Regions from separate parts of the Homo sapiens genome. Here region 1 is linked to region 2. Evidence: chromatin loops called from intact Hi-C (ENCODE). Cell type or tissue: IMR-90. All regions are shown on one strand. Each heading gives the region's core, and the rest is flanking DNA. Links, peaks and the distances in the headings are about the cores only.

Region 1 (8,659 bases), core at 140-8,139, 140 kb before region 2:
TACTTTGAATGTGATGGTGGTAGCACGGGTGTCCACACACATTTGAACTCATCAAACTTACACACGTTAAATATATCCAGTTTTGGATATATACAGGCGCAGTAGCTCACGCCTGTAATCCTAGCACTTTAGGAGGCCGAGACAGGAGGATCATTTAAGCACAGGAATTCAAGACTAGCCTGGGCAAAATAGTGAGAACTTATCTCTATTTTAAAAAATAATAATAATAAAATAAATAAATATATCCCATTCTTTGTATATCTATTTCTCAATAAAGCTGTTAAAAAATACTCCTAGCTGGGCGTGGTGACTCACGCCTGTAATTCTAGCACTTTGGGAGGGCGAGGCGGGTGGATCACTTGAGGTCAGGAGTTTGAGGGCAGCCTGGCCAAGATGGTAAGATCCTGTCTCTACAAAAAAATACAAAAATTAGCTGGGCATTGTGGCGCTCGCCTGTAGTCCCAGCTACTTGGAAGGCTGAGGCAGGAGAATCACTTGAACCCGCAAGGTGGAGGTTGCAGCGAGCCGAGATCGCAGCACTGTACTCCAGAGTGGGTAATAGAGTGAGACTCTGTCTCAACAAAAAAGAAAAAAAAAAAAACAAAACCTATTTTATAGGGTTATTTTTATGATTCATTGGGTGAGTATTTATAAAGTGTACAGAAGACTACCTGAAAATAAATGCTTGAATGAGCTGTTGTAGTCTTTCTCTTGCTACGTGAAAGCCAGAAACAGGTATATTATCTCTGTAACCTCAGTGCCTGATATGCTCTGTCATTTGGAGGATGTTTGCTGAATGACTGTATGACCTTCAGTTGCTGGAGATGATGGTAGAAGGCTGACCTACCTCCCACATGCAGACAGTAGACACCTAAGCCTACAGCTAAGTCTGCCAGAAGTCCCACTTCCCAGCCTGTTTCCAGACTCATATGTCCTCGGGGGAGAGGGGTAAAAACAAAGAAAGCTCCAGATCCGGTTTGGCTAATGTGTGGAAAATTCCACAGATGCACTGTCTGGTCCCAATCGCCCTTCTCACTGCCACCAACTGCAGCATGGCAGACACACCAGAGAAAAGAGAAGGTGAAAACATTTCTGAATGCAGAAGCAAATTCAGCTGGTGCGTGGGGAGCACAATGTTCCAAACACAATTAAAACCCAATCAGCGTCCGGAAAAGTGCATTCATGTCCGTCAATCAAATGACAGAGCACATGTGGCGTAGGCATCTCTCTGGGGGCTGCTTCTTCAAGAGTCGTCATTGATGGCAGAGATGGCCCCCACCCAGGCAGAATCCAGCATAAGCCTTAGTCTCAGAGGCTGGGATTCCAGGTAGAGGAAGAAGCCTAGGACCTATCTCCAATTTTTTTTTTTTTTTTTTTTTTTTTTTTTTTTTTTGAGATGGAGTTTCGTTCTTGTTGCCCAGGCTGGAGTGCAACGGCGCGATCTCAGCTCACCGCAACCTCCACCTCCTGGATTTAAGCGATTCTTCTGCCTTATCCTCCTGAGTAGCTGGGATTACAGGTGCCCGCCACCATGCTCGGCTATTTTTTGTGTGTTTTTAGTAGAGACGGGGTTTTCTCCATGTTGGTCAGGCTGGTCTCGAACTCCTGACCTCAGGTGATCTCCCCGCTTCAGACTCCCAAAGTGCTGGGATTACGGCTGTGAGCCACCACGTCTGGCCTTGTTTTTTTTGTTTTTGTTTTGTTTTGTTTTTTTTTTGAGATGGAGTTTCACTCTTGTTGCCCAGGCTGGAGTGCAATGGCATGATCTTGGCTCAATGCACTCTCTGCCTCCTGAGTTCAAGCAATTTTTCTATCTCAGCCTCCTGAATAGCTGGGACTACAGGCGTGTGCCACTCTGCCCAATTTTTTTTGTATTTTTAGTAGAGATGGGGTTTCACCATTTTGGCCAGTCTGGTCTCAAACTCCTGATCTCAAGTGATCCGCCAGCCTCTGCCTCCCAAAGTGTTAGAATTACAGGCGTGAGCCACCGTGCCCGACTTTGTTTTCTTTTTAACTCTTGATGTATGTCGATGCTGAAGAGGAGAGATCAGCTGACTCTTCTTAGGAGCCCATTTCTTTTTTTTTGAGATGGAGTTTGGCTCTGTCACCCAGGCTGGAGTGCAGTGGCACCATCTTGGCTCACTGCAACCTCCACCTCCTGGGTTCAAGCGATTCTCCTGCCTCAGCCTCCTGAGTAGCTGGGATTACAGGCATCCGCCCCCATGCCTGGCTAATTTTTGTATTTTAGTAGAGACAGGGTTTCACCACGTTAGCCAGGCTGTTCTCGAACTCCTGGGCTCAGGTGATCCACCTGCCTCGGCCTCCCAAAGTGCTCCCAAAGGCGTGAGCCACTGTAGCTGGTCCCCATTTATTTTCAAGAAGGAATGAGAGTGGCTCATTGATTGAATCAACACATATTTCATGTGGGGCTGGGATTACGGATGGTGGCTCACATTTGTAATCCCAGCACTTTGGGAGGCTGAGGAGGATGAATTCCTTGGCCCCAGGAGTTCAAGACCAGCCTGGGCAACATAGTGAGACCCCAATTCTACAAAAACTTTAAAAAATTAGCCAGGCGTGGCGTCACAGGCCTGTGGTCCTAGCCACTAGGGAGGCTGAGGTGGGAGGATTGCTTGAGCCTGGGAGGTCAAGACTGCAGTGAGCCATGATCGTGCCACTCCACTCCAGCCTGGGTAACAGAGCAAGACTCTGTCAAAAAAAAAAAAAAAAAAATTCATTTGGAGGATGCTTCTATAAGCCCACTGCAGTGCTAGGTCAGTAGTTCTCAACTAGGGGTGATGTCCCCAGGTGACATTGTGCAATATCTAGAGACAATTTTGGTTGACACAACTTGGGGTGCATCTAGTTTGTAGAGGTCAAAGATACTGTTAAATATATTGCAATGCACAGGCCGGCTCCTATAACAAAGAATTACCCAGTTGGAAATATCAAGAGTGCTGAGGTGGAGAAACCCTGAGTTTAGGCCCAAGTGTTATACGACAAGGCCCAAGCGTTATACGACAAGACAGAACAAGACAGACGTGGTCATTGCGCTGGCTGGGTTTCCTTGAACTTGGCCGGCTTAACTATTTCTTTAAATAGCTGGATGTGGAGAGAGGCCCCTTTAAGGACAGTGTTGGTGTTTCTTTTCTCCTCTAGCGTGTGTCTCTGGGGCCTGCTGTGTGGCCGGGTGTTGGCTGGTGAGTATGTATGTGCGTGCGTGTGTGTGTGCGTGCGTGTGTGTGTGTGCGCGTGCGTGTGTGCGTGCGTGTGTATGTGTGTGTTCAGAGCTGTGGGGGGTGTCTGTTTGGACTTGTGCGGTTGTCTGTTTATGTCTGTGTACATCGGTGTGGCTCTGTAAGAACTTTTCTGTCATTTCCTTCCCCTGCTTGCCAGAGAGGCAGATGTGGCTTGCAACGTCCTTCTAAGGTCAAATTCATCACCAGACGAGATTAAGAAACCATTAGGGAAAGACCCTCCTTTGCTCCCTTCCATCTTCCCATCCAATCCCAATACCCTTCCACCCTCCCTGCCCCCACCTCGGGGATAAAACTAGAGGTCAGTAAACTTGCCTCTGAGCTGAAGCTTTGAACTTGAAGTTCAGGCTAACTCCACTGTGCCTGCCTAGGCATCCAGGAAGTATTAAAAATGGTGTTTCAGAGGAATCAAAGCACAGCCAGGACAATGATGGATCCAAACTGGAATTTTTTATCTCTGCATTATTAAAATTTGGGGCTGGGTAATTTGTGTGTGGCGGGGGGCGGCGGGGAGGGAGGCTGTCCTGGGCCTTGTAAGATGTTGTGCAGCATTTTTGGTCTGCATCCACTAGATGCACCCCCAGTTGTGACAACCAAAAATGTCTCCAGACGTTGTCTAACATCCCCTGACGCACACAATGAATCCCAGTTGAAAAGTCATCGATCTACAAATACATAGAGCAATGTGGTGAATCTCACGTGCTTAATTTTTTTTTTTCAGTATTGATGAGATACTTTTGGTAATAACGAGATACTACTGAATCAGCCCATTTTTTACTTTTTTTTTTTTTTTTTTTTTTTTGAGGCAGTCTAGCTCTGTCACCCAGGCTGGAGTACAGTGGGGCAATCTCGACTCACAGCAACCTCTGCCTCCCGGGTTCAAGCAATTCTTCTACCTCAGCCTCCCAAGTAGCTGGGATTACAGGTGCCTGCCACCATACCCGGCTAATTTTTTTATATTTTTAGTCGAGATGGGGTTTCACCATGTTGGCTGGGCTGGTCTTGAACTCCTGACCTCAGGTGATCCACCCACCTCAGCCTCCCAAAGTGCTGGGATTACAGGTGTGAGCCACCATGCCGGGCCTCACACACTTAATTTTGAAGGAAAGAAGCCAGCTACTCAAGTGTGATGTTGTGTGGTTCTGTTGATGAAAAGCACAAAAATATGCAGAGCTAATCGATTCTGTTAGATGTCAGGAGAGTGGTTGCTTTATCCTAGTGCATATTGACTGGAAGGAGACACTGTGGGGACTTCTGGGGATGTCTGTTTCTTTTTAATCTGAATGCTAGGTATGCATATGTTATGTGTGTAGTTTTCTGTGTATGTTGCACCTGAATTAGAAGCAGATGTGTGCTGAAGCTAGCGCAGTGGCTCACACCTGTAATTCTAGCACTTTTGGAGGCCAAGGCGGGCGGATCTCTTGAGGTTAGGAGTTTGAGACCAGCCTGACCAACATGGCAAATCCCCCTCTCTACTAAAAATACAAAAAAACTAGCCAGGTGTGGTGGTGCATGTCTGTGTTCCCAACTACTTGGGAGGCTGAGGCAGGAGAATTGTTTGAACTCGGTAGGCAGGCGTTGCAGTGAGTCGAGATCTCACCACTGCACTCCAGCCTGGGTGACAGAGCGAGACTCTGTCTCTACAAAAAAAAAAAAAAAAAAAAAAAAAAAAAAAGGAATATATGTGCTGAGAGGAGCACATATATTAAAGAAATACATTTGGAAAATCAGCACAGACTGTCTTAAAAAAAAAAAATCCTAACAGTACAGGTTTATCTTCCCAAACTCTGTAGTGGACAGTTTATGAGAAGTTTTATTCAAATGATTCTTACAGAATCCCCCCAGCTGTTTCTAAAGCTGCAGGGACAATAAGACCATGAAGCAATGATCTGATTGAAGAGAACACGTTGTCAGCCGCCATACAAACACACACTCACTCACACACACACACACCCTCAAACAGAGATGTCACGGGGCCTGTGTAGAATCGAATTTCCTGCCTTTGTGTTCCCCAAGCAGCCCTTCAGAGGAGAGAAAACTGCAAACTGACACATGAAATGGACCAATATGCCAGGTTGAGACTTCTACAAACAAATGGCCCTTTTCATCTTCTGGAGGGGAAAAAATAATCTACGTGGGCGACAATCAGAGCTTGCCTCTTTTCAGCCATTTAAAAGGAAAATGGGGCTGGGTGTGGTGGCTCATGCCTGTAATCCTAGCACTTTGGGAGGCTGAGGTGGGAGAACTCCAGCTCAGAAATTCGAGACCAGCTTGGGCAACATAGTGAGATGAGACCCTGTCTCTCTATTAAAAAAAAATAAAAATAAAAATAAAGGGAAAGTGAGTCAGCCCAGTAGCTCACATGTGTAATCCCAGCACTGAGAGGCCGAGGCAGAAAGATGGCTTGAGCCTAGTAGTTTGAGACCAGCCTGGGCAACATAGTGAGACCTCCGTCTCTACTTAAAAAAAAAAAATTAGCCAAGTATGGTGGAGTGCATCTGTAGTCCTAGCTACTCAGGAAGCTGAGGTGGGAGAATCACTTGAGCCCAGGAGTTCAAGGCTGCAGTGAGCTATGATCGTGCCACTGCACTCCAGCCTGGGCAACAAGCAAGATCCTGCCTTTAAAAATTAATTAATTAATTAATTAATGGAAAGCGTGGCTTCGCGGCTCTGTCCTGAATCCTATTCACGCATGCTGGTCCCATCTCAGTCCAGAGGACCCCAGAATATTACACTTGTAGCATCTTGGGTCATAATGGACACCAATGCAGCCACATGGATACCAAAAGCACAGACTATAGGCATTCCATATTTTCTTTAGTGTCCTCTTTCAGGGAAACCTGAGGAAGGTTCTGGAAGCAGGAGGATCCCAAAATGTGCCTGAGAGACCCCTGTCTTCATCCCAGAGGCCTCCTTAGACATCAGCATTTGGGGAAAAAACTGTGGACATTTGCTGCAGCCTCCCCAGCTGGTCAGCATTATTAAAGTGGGGCACATCTGTTCTTGGCTGTTAGCACGGAGAAGAGGAGGGGGTCGAGTGAGAGGAGAAATCCCCAAACGCTTGGACTGATCCCACCTAGTACTAAGAGCAAATTGCCTCTAAGTTGGCATCACGGAGAAGTGCTTCATGAAGGGGCAGAGATTCCTCATCAAAATACCCCTTCTTACCCACTTCCCTCCTGCCGCCCTTCCCCCTCCTCTCTCTGTCTAAAACTCCCCAGGTTCTAGCCAGTCTTGAGATTTATGACCTGTTTTATTTTGTGAACCCCCTAAGATCGTATTTGGGTGATGAGGAGCTGAGAGGTCTGCAGATAGCCTGTTGGTTGGAAAAGGGAGTATAAAGTATAATGAATGCAGTATATTTCCCAGTTGCTCTTTCATGCACATACATAAAGTTATAAATGCCCCCGAGCGTGTGGCAAGCACATAGCGGCCTTTGAAACACACACAGCAATATGCTCAGAGACAGCACCCCCCCCCCCCAGACCCATGCACAGCGAGGCATCACACGCTTGCAAACACATGCAAAAGACCCACAGGCGTACAGGAGCATATTCATGCACAAGCAGACCCATACCAACATACAAAACTAGAAACAGATGCAAACCAACATCCAACATCAGACCCAGATGGGGCTATGCACCCCAATATGCACCCCCCTACTGCTGCGGCCCCTCCAAAAAGTTGAAATGCACAGTGCTGGAAGGATCCTTTTAGCTCCCTCTTCAATTTCCCTTGCAATATGAATGTCTTCCAAATTGCAGCCCTGGGACCTACAAACTGCACTCCATTCTGCTTTCTTTTCTTTTTCTTTTTCTTTTTTTTTTTTGAGACAGACTCTCGCTCTGTTGCCCAGGCTGGAGTGCAGTGGCATGATCTCAGCTCACCGCAAGCTCCGCCTCCTGGGTTCAGCCATTCTCCTGCCTCAGCCTCCCTAGTAGCAGGGACTACAGGCGCCCGCCACCATCCCCAGCTAATTTTTTGTATTTTTAGTAGAGGCGGGGTTTCACCCTGTTAGCCAAGATGGTCTCGATCTCCTGACCTCGTGATCCGCCCGCCTCCCAAAGTGCTGGGATTACAGGCGTGAGCCACTGCGCCCGGCATTTTTTTTTTTTTTTTTTTTTGAGACAGAGTCTCCCTCTGTCACCAGGCTGGAGTGCAGTGGTGTGATCTTGGCTCGCTGCAACCTCCGACTCCCTGGTTCAATTGATTCTCCTGCCTCAGCCTCCCGAGTAGCTGGGGTTACAGGCACGCACCACCACGCCCAGCTAATTTGTGTATTTTTAGTAGAGACGAGGTTTCACCATGTTGGCCAGGATGGTCTAGATTTCCTGACATCATGATCCCCCCGTCTCAGCCTCCCAAAGTTCTGGGATTACAGGCGTGAGCCACCGCGCCTGGCCTCTACTTTCTTAATAAGACCTCCAGGCGCATGACAAAGCAGAAACCTTCAGAAACAAAATCTACCGAGTTCGAAGAACGGGCCTGGCCCAAGGCACTTTGGACGCTGTCCGTTCTGTCTTCACAGCGGCTTGCAGTAAACTTCTTGGAGGAGAATTGGCATTGCAAGGGTGTTACTGGAGACCTCGGCAAGAAAGTGAATGCAAAGACAGATGACCCAGGAACCCGTGATGGATAAGGCTCTTGACAGCCAGGACGTGGAATTACAGGGGGTCTCTTTGAGAGACAAAATAAAAAAAATAGCCCAGTAATCTTCCTTCCACCCTTTTCTCCCAGATCTAATTACAGATGTCTTGACATTCCTTCTGCATAGAATTTCCTTAAAAGATTTGCCAAGAAGAAACATTTGGAAACTGTGTTTTAGGTATAATCCGTCTGGGAGTCACTCTTGCTCGCTTTGTCGTTAGATGACAAAACGCTTAATTACAGCGAGCACAATGTATACCACATTTGGAAAACTGGATTCTTGACCTAAATAATGTACCCCATACTGACAATGGCCTTTTGGCAAAACTTGTGTCTCTGATCTCACATTAATTACTACACAAATATACTTATTGTGGGCACCGAGTTTATGGGATGGAGTCCTCTTGACACATGTTCACCATAAAAACACATTTTTTTCCCTTCCCCTGACCCTAAGGAAAAGAAAAAAAAAAAGATTAACATTTTTCAAGATGCTGTTTTAGTGACATGAAAACTGTCTGTTGAGTGTTCACTCGGCTTTTGTTCTTTTTCTTTTCTCCTTTTATTAAAAAGCCTTTCAAACCAAGCATTCCTGGTTTGTGATTCTTTACTTTTGCTTTTATGCTGAGGGAGAGACAGATTAGATTAGATTAAAGACCAAGGGACACCTCGTGAAATACATTCCATCTAGAGGCAATTTGGTTGAGAGGGCCAATTGTGTGTGTGTGTGCCTGTGTGCGTGCAGGCGTGCGTGT
Region 2 (8,659 bases), core at 209-8,208:
AATATGCCATCTCTGCTGATCCCTGCTAAATTACAAATTTGTGAGCAAAATGAATGACTGTCGTTATCTTAAGTTCCTAAGTTTTTAGGGTGGTTCTTCACACAGCAAAAGATAACTGTAACAGAAATCTCTTCTCCTACAAGACTGGCCATCTGTCTTATTGATGCAGATAGGAGCAGAGAAACTTGGGCTTCTCTAGGCTAACATCAGTTATTTCAAAATCCATTTGCTGAGCATTGCTTTGAAACCATGGTTTTATCCTTAGAAGCTTTCTTTGGGGGGTGGTGAGGAATTGAGGTGAAAGGTTGGGCAGAGCTACAGATCCCATTCCTTCTTCTACTTTAACTCTTTTGTATACTGGGATCCTAATTATAGCTAATGTCAGTCATTCATAAAATGCTTCTTACATGAAATACACTATCCTAAGCACTTTCCATAAATTATTTATTCCTCATAACAACACTTGAATTAGGTACTGTTATTGTTCCCATTTCATGGAAGAGAAAATTGAAGCCCAGAGAGAATAAATAACTTCCCTAAAGCCACATAGCTAGTGTGGCAGAACGCAGACTCAAACTCAGGATATCTGGCTCCAGAATTGATGCTCAGAACAATTCTCTATATTGTTTTACATAAATTTAAATTAGAACACAAAGGCTTTATGCTGAAAGAAATGCCAAAAAGTACTGTGTTTAGCATTTACTAAGTATTTTCCATGGCTTATCATGATGCTAGACTCAGGGGATTTAGAGATGAATCGATAATAATTACAGTTAAGCATTGTGTTAAATGGCTTGCTAAACTACATTATCTCATTTAATTTTAACAGAAATCATGTTATTACTCTTATCCCCATTTAACAGATGAGAAAATTAAGGCTCAGAGAAATTAAGGAGTTTGCTTGAGGCCATATGGGTGGTCTGACCACAAAGTCTCTTCCTAACTGCGTTGTGCTTGGTCGACGCCCTCTGGTTTTTCAGAATCTGGTTGGGGAGATGGACTAATGAACAGATGAAATATGAAGATACAAATGCTTTAAAGTAGGGATGTTATAAGGTGCTGGGGTGGGAGGGCATGAAGGAGAAAGGACCTAATTTTGCCCAGGGAAGAAGAGAAAGGATTGTTTTCAGAGGTGCTGACAGCTCAGGGATAAACAGTTAGACTTTGCCAGTCACACAAAGGAGATAGAGGTCATTCCAGGTGGAGTTGGGTGGGGAGAGGGTACAGGAAGTGTAAAGGTGAAAAAGCTAGAAGAAATGATACATGAAGGAAGCAAGCAGCACACATCTGCATTGCAGTGGACATCAGCAGACAAGGGTGCCGGAGAAACTGGCAGAGCAGCCTACAACGAAGCGTTGTTCTCTACCAAGTGCTTTGAACTCATCTCCGACAATGGCCATGCTTTCAAGATGGTTGACACTGACTCAAAAATGAGGGGCATCCACATAAACCTGTCCTTGCCGTTTTGGCTCCAGCTCCTACCTACTGTTTAAAAGCAGCATTTGCGGAAAGCAGAGGTCTCTGCAATTCATATAAGCCTGTCTCGTTCCCCAAGAACACATCATTTATTTCCTATAAGTGCCTGTCTTCCTCTTCTTCAAATATGGTCAGGGTTACAACTTTCTCTGCTTCCTGGGGGAGTTGCCCACTCTACACAGTAATTACTCACTCCATAAAGGCTGTCTCCAAACTCTCCTTCTCGGCCCTTTTTTCCCTGATCCTTTGCAACTGACCAGTTAAAGGGTGAGCACACTGCCGCTCTACTTGGCAAAAGACAGTCGCCATTTTGGATCTCATCTGAAAATGGTTGTCCCTGGGGAAAGCATCCTTTTCTCTGCTCCCTCGTTTTCTTAGTTTGAAGTCAGTGTAATTTATTTTGTGCCTTTCTTCCTCTTTTCTACACATCCAACCAGAAAAATGGAGATTTATCTATTTATAATATAATTATAAAGTTGATCTCATGCCCAAGTCATGCGACGTCCACATGGATTAGGGGTGGTGAATACAAGCTTCTAAGTCATAAGCACAACTACAAATACAACTTTATTTAACCTCTTTGAGTGTCATTCTTCTCATCTGAAATGAAGTCATACATCCTGTTCAAATCGTCTTTATCACATCCAGCAAGGCAGATGGGACAGAGATACAGAAACATTTTACACACACTATAAAGTGCCAATAGCCATAATATCAGCAGTAGCTAAGTTAGTAATAATAATGGTTTTTGAAAATGTGGAAGAATGCTTTAATAAAAGCTGGACTTCATCGGTTTGGAATTCCACTTCCTCTCTTTAAGAGCTGTGTGACCTTGGGCAAGTTGTTTAGCCTTTCTGTGCCTCAGTTTCCTCCACTGTAAAAAGATGTTAATGTCTTCCTCAAAGAGTTGTCAGAAGAATTAAATCAATGAACACAAAAGTACTTAGAATAGTGCCTGGCACATCATAAGCACTATACAAATGTTTGTTATTGTTATTGTTATTATTCTTTACAACTTGTTTCTACGTTTGCAGGTGGAAATTTTAACTTCTTTGGATAAAAATGACTCTCCAGTTTCAGACCCTCATATTCTGTAATTTATTCTAGTTAATTATAAAAACTAGTAACATGAATAATTGAGTAATAAGTGGACCCCTCATTCCTCAGAAAAGACAGTTATTTGCAAAAAGGAAGTTTTGGATGCAGGCCGTAATTTTAGGCATCTTAGCAATCAAAGCCCTAAACACACTGGGCTGTTTCAGGTTCTTTGTTGTACAACACTACGGCTTTAGGGCAGTGGAATTAGAAAACGGTCCACTCTAACACAGCTCAATTATTTGTCCGCAGTAGGCGGTTGATAAATACTTTTATTAAGACATTTATTATGAGAAGTCTTTGTATGGTTTTCGTACTTACCTTGTTAGTGATTGCTCTGATAAAGGTGTCTGATAAGGTCCAGGCTTGGCCTCATCATGAACCAAAATTAACACTCTGGGAACTCTGGCTTTCTGCCCCTCTCCCGGCTCGGCTATGCTATGCATGACTGTCACCTATTACTCACCCAAAGGATGGTAAAACTTTTAAAATCCACTCCCCCAAAAACCTCCTCACAATGAAAATGTATGAAAGAGATTAAGGCACGGAATGAAAACTATTTTTATAGGCAGTTTGGCCTGAGCTTTGAAGTTCAATAGGGAGTGATGTATTGCTATCAGCTTGGATTTCACACCTATTCAATTCTGTAGCCAGGTAATGATGAACAACCTCCTTAGGGTATAGAAGAATGAAACAAAATTAAGGCAAGCTGTGAAATGGCCCCCTTGCTCCAATTTCATCTCCGGGATAGATTGGAAGTTGCCGGAGTGTGTTTATACATTTTTCCCCTTTAAATTAGAAAGGTGGGGTGACGATACTGAAAATATTTTGCAAAAAGAAAAAATTATCGCTTATTATCCTAACACCCAAAGACAAAACAAAATTTTTATTTTAGAGTGTTACTGGTCAGTTCTGGTTCCTATGCAGAGGTACGATTACAGAGTTGCATGCGGAATTGACTTTAAAAGCATTTCATTCTTCACTAAGCATTTGATCATCCTTTGTGCTTCATTTTTCCCAAGTGAAAAAACAAACATAAAGTTATCATCTTGTTTGGAAAGTGAGCATTGCTGCATCATGTTTCTTTATTTTTTATTTTGATTTATTTTACTTTAAGTTCTGGGTTACATGTGCAGAACATGCAGGTTTGTTACATAGGTATACATGTGCCATGGTGGTTTGCTGCACCTATCAACCTGTCATCTAGGTTTTAAGCCCCGCATGCATTAGGTATTTGTCCTAATGCTGCATCATGTTTATTACCAAGCATCTTCTTTCGTACAGAGCTTTATTTTTTCGTCCTTGGAGGTTTTCAAATTGAGTGAGCAGCATGTTGCATTTCTGGAACAAATGGCCTTCATTTAGAGTCTTTGCCCATATGGAAAACCATTGTGTCCAAGATTGGAAGTGAAATTATTCATTGGCCTTCAGATTCTTACAGTGAGGTAAGGTCCACCCTCTCAGATCCAGCTGTGCTCGTCTCCGATCCAGTATCGATACCCAGCCTGCTCTCTGAGATCACCATGGGAACAGGGAAGCTTCTCCCAGCATCTGCACTCAATAATTACTCTGGGATCCCCTCCTCCCACCCCATGTAGCCCTTGGACATGCCAAGCTTGTTCTTATTAGGACTTTTGCATCTGCTATTCCCACTGTCTGCGACCCTCTTGCCAATTTCTGCATGGCCAGCTCCTCATCACTTAGGTCTTTCTGCTCCAATGTCACCTTTTCAGAGGCCCTCTCCAACTATCCTCACACGCCACCCAGTCATCATTCTCTGCCCCATTGCCTTATTATTTCATCCATTGCACTTGCCACTCTGAAAGTACCCTACTTATCTGTTTGTGCACATGCCCTGACACGTGTCTACTTCTGTGTACCCACACCTGGCCCCATGTTGAGTGAATGAATGAGAGAATAGCTCACTTAGATCCAGCCTGCTTCACTTCACCCCACCTCGTGAATGCACCTTAAGCGTTTATTCAGGCTGGGATGGGAACAGGACACTAAACCGCGGCTCCAATTATTTGCATTGTGATTTACAACTTATTAGCATTTATTTATGCAGCACCTGTGAGGAGCATGTGGGCCCTGTCATGAGGGCTCAGCACGCACTGTGTTGTTTCATCCTCGTAACAACTTTGTATTATGAGTAAGCTGACTTTCCCCTCTTTCCGTTTTTCTGTTCCTCACATACCAACTCAGTCACTCACAGTTTCAATGGCCTGGCTATTTGCCTTCTCCTGAGCTAAGCCCTCCAGCCTGGACTTCGCCTTTCTGCTTTTACCCTGCCCTAGGACGGCAGGGAGATTTACTGGACCGGTCCACAAAGGCAGCAGAGAGGGGGAATCTTATAGAAATTCAATGTCATTCAGTAAAGCATTTCTTGAAATCTACTACACGAAGGGATGCCGTGATAGAGAAAGCTATGCCTGATCCCTTCTGAAGCCTGTAAAATATTATCTCCCTCCCTCCCTTTGTCCTTCTCTCCCTCCTCTCTGTCTCTCGCTCACCTCTTCCTTCACACCACATCATCGGTGGGAGAAGCAAGATACAGGCAATGGTTGCTCAGCAGGAAGTTCAGGAGACTGCGGGCTCCTCTGGGAACCTCTTGTGCTCCGTGGATCCTGGGAACTGCTCATCCACATGGTTCAAATGAAATGAGGTGTGTGTGAGTGTGAGTGTGTATGTGTGTGACAGTGTGTGAGTGTGAGAAAGTGTGTGAGACTGTGTGTGCATGTGTGTGAGGCTATGTGTGAGTGTATGAAAATGTGTGGAAGAGTGATGAGAATGTGTGAGTGTGAGAATGTGAGTGTGTGAGTGGAGAGCATGAGAATGTGACAGTGTGAGTGTGTGTGTGCATATATGAGTGTGAAAGTGTGTGAGAGTGTGAGGGACTTGTGCATGTGCATGAGGCTGTGTGTATGAAAGTGTGTAGGAGAATGCGAACAAGTGAGAATGTGTGTATGAGAATGTGAGCGTGTGTTTGAGTGTATGGAGACTGTGAGAATGTGACTGTGCAAGTGTGTGCATACGTGTGTGAAAGTGTGTGAGTGTGTGGAAATGTGTGTGCATGCGTGTGTGTGAAAGTGTGAGAGTGCATGGGAATGTGTGAGTGTGTGAGAGTGTGTGTGTACATGTGTGTAAAGCATGTCTGATTGTGTGGGAGTGTGTGTGCATACATGTTTGTGAAAGGGTGTATGTGTGTGGGAACGTGTGACAGTATGAGTGGCTGGAGAGAGAGGGCAAGTGTGTATGAATGTGAGAGTGTGACAGTGTGAGAGTGTGTGCACACTGTGTGGGGGGAATGTGTGAGTGTATGAGAGTGTAAAGGTGTGTGAGGGAGAAAGTGTGTGAAAGTATGAGTGCATGTACATGTAAGTGTGTGAAAGTGTGCGGGGGAACATCAGTGTGTGTTAGAATCGTGTGTGATTGTGAGTGTGACAATGTGTATATGAGTCTGAGAATGTGTACGAGTGTGTATGTGAAAGTGTGTGTGAGAAAGTGTGAATGTATGCATGAGCATGTGTGAGAAACAGTGTATGAGCATGTGTGTTTGCGTGAGAAAGTGTATGTGTGTAAGCGTGTGTGAGAAAGTGTGTATGTGAGTGTGTGTGAATGTGTGCACATGTGTGAGTGTAAAAGTGTGTGTATGTGTGAGGAAGTGTGCGAGAATGTGAGTGTGTGTATAAAAGTGTGTGTGTATGTGTGTGAACATGTGTGAGAGTGTGTGAGAGCATGTGTGTTAGTGTGTGTGAGAAAGTGTGTGTATGTGAGTGTGTGTGTGTGAACATGTGTGGGACACAGGGGATGACTCAAATGCTGAGTCACCTTGGCTGTTGTGCCTGCCCAGCAGGTCACTCAGCTGCATAGTGAGATGGGAGAGAAGTGGGGCCTGTTTTTCACAGTTGGTACTCAGGTGGAAAGCTCCCTGTTTAAAGTGGTCAGGAGGAGGGTGCCCAGCCCACCATGCATCTCATGACTATTCAGAGGGAACAACATACGGAACCAGCTCCCAGGCTCCAGCATTTGTCCATTGTGAATTAAAGATTTCCGCTTCCTCCGATTTTTGACTGGCTAGAATCAGCTAGGCCACCCGCAAGTTGGTTCACTGGTGGGGCAGGAGGATTGGTACAGAATGAAGATTCCCCTCTCCCCCTTCAACTTTCCTGTCAGAAACTTTCTCCTCCCAACAGAAGTCCTTTGGAATATCCTTGTGACACCATGCTTCTTGGAGGCCCCCTCTTTGCTGATGGCTGAAGGCTCAGTCAAAACTTACTTGACTTCCTTTTAACCGCTCCCTAAGCTCTGTCCCTCATACTTATCCCTCAGCTCCCCGTTCTGAGATCTTGTCTCCCTGGTTCTGAGCTCCATCCTAAAGGCTCAAGTGAGAATCTAAGGCATTGAATTTCAGCAAGAATCTCATTTCCTTCTTGCCCCCAGTTGACTATACTCACACTATCTTCTAAATCTTCTCCCAGTGAGAGGAAGTAAGGTAATTTTTACTTTTCATTTAACAGTTGGGGGAAATGGAAGAACACAAAGTTTATGGAACTTCCCCATGGTCCCTTCCATTTGTGAACTTCCAATTCACAAACTCAAAACCCAATTGTCTGACTTTAAAGCCTCTTTGTCCCCCTGTGGCCAATATTTGACTCTCCATATTGCCAAGAAACTAGAGGCAAGACCAGGGGTCACTGAGTACCCAGCTGCTGCACCTACTCACTTCACTCCTTCCCTCACAGAGCCTGCGACTGGGTTGGGGATGAAGCCACCAACTCATTGCCCAAGTGGTATCGCTTCATGTTTGTTTTTCCATCTGTAAAATGGGCTTAATAATAGCAGGGGTGTTGTGGGCCAGATTAATTAATGTTTGGACAAGTTCTTTGAGATTACCTGGATGAAAGGTGTGAGGGGAGTGCCAAGGCTTATTAGTGCAGAGGCATTTGCCAGGACTAATTTAGGATTCCCCATGTTTCCCAGTTAGCAGCCTCCATAGTGATCACTTACTCAGGGAATAGTTAGAGGGCAGGCAATATCCCAACATCAGGCCTGGCTTGTGATGGCAGAGGGTATAGGTTATGGTGGCTTTTCATGAGAATATTGCCTCATCCCTCATTGGTGGTTTGTCCTTCCATGTTGAAGTCTATGGTCCCACTCATGTATGGCCTTTGACTTAAGGATATGAGTGGAAAGAGGACAACAGGATCAATAAGATGGGCTGAGGGCCCACTGAATAGATACACCCCAATACAACTTTTGCCTCTGTATAAGCAGGATAATGACCATAGGTGCCTTAGGTAGCCAAAGAACCTGGAAATCAACAGAAAAAATAAACAGCTACCTATGCATGGAAGGAATGGGTGATGAATACATTTTACACAAGGATATCCACACAGTCGCAGAAAGACACAACCTCTATCAGACTGTAACTAAAAAAGCCAAAAAGAAATTTCTCCTCTTCATTCTGCCTCACTTTTTATTATACTGTTCAATTATACTTTTTTTTAAATAAATGTTTCGGAACTGTTTTGGATTTACAGAAAAATCATCAAGATAGTATAGAGCTCTCACCTGTCCTACATGCAGTATCCTCTATAATTAACGTCTTACATGAGTATGGTATATTTGTCACAGTGAATGAACCAATATTGATGCATTATGATTAACTAACACCCATACTTTATTATTCAGACGTCCTTAGTGTGTCCTCGTGTCCTTTTTCTGTTCTAGGATCTCATCCAGGATACCACACTACATTTAGTTGTCCCATCTCCTTAGGCTCCTCTTGGCTGTGGCCATTTCCCAGACTTTCTTTGTTTTTGATGACCTTGACAGCTTTGAGGAGTACTGGTCAGATATTTTGTAGGATGTCCCTCAACTGGGGTTTGTTTGATGTTTTTCTCATGATTAGACTAGGGCTATGGGTTTTGCTAAGTCAGACAGACATGACTCTATCCTCAAGAAGCTCACAGTCTAGTGGAGAAGTTTGACATGGCCATTTTTGAATGCACAGTTTGTTAAATGGTGCTAATGTCATCCTGGGATACCCTTGCTGCTTTTAAAAGGCACACAGTACTGGAATGAC

The links. Hi-C counts contacts between places; a loop is a spot of excess contacts. Peaks named below come from ENCODE experiments on the same cell type or tissue, not always from the same donor. Only the 100,000 strongest peaks of a DNase experiment are listed, where the experiment ranks them.
Region 1: a loop joins it to region 2, with 2.0 times the contacts of the local background. A loop is called at or near these places in 2 of 110 quality-filtered maps.

What each region holds. Positions count from the first base shown.
Region 1 is chr12:114,759,499-114,768,157 of GRCh38, forward strand. TBX3-AS1 (TBX3 antisense RNA 1) reads left to right here. Exons shown (of 2, transcript NR_187552.1): 2 at 7,786-8,490. Among named protein-coding and RNA genes, the nearest start is that of TBX3, 80 kb to the left of the region's middle. In IMR-90, for the core only: no CTCF peak of the experiment used is centred there; a DNase peak (open chromatin) is centred at 3,323; H3K4me3 peaks cover 189 bases; H3K27ac peaks cover 1,942 bases.
Region 2 is chr12:114,898,482-114,907,140 of GRCh38, forward strand. No RefSeq gene overlaps it. Among named protein-coding and RNA genes, the nearest start is that of TBX3, 220 kb to the left of the region's middle. In IMR-90, for the core only: no CTCF peak of the experiment used is centred there; DNase peaks (open chromatin) are centred at 4,790, 5,110 and 6,390; H3K4me3 peaks cover 526 bases; H3K27ac peaks cover 552 bases.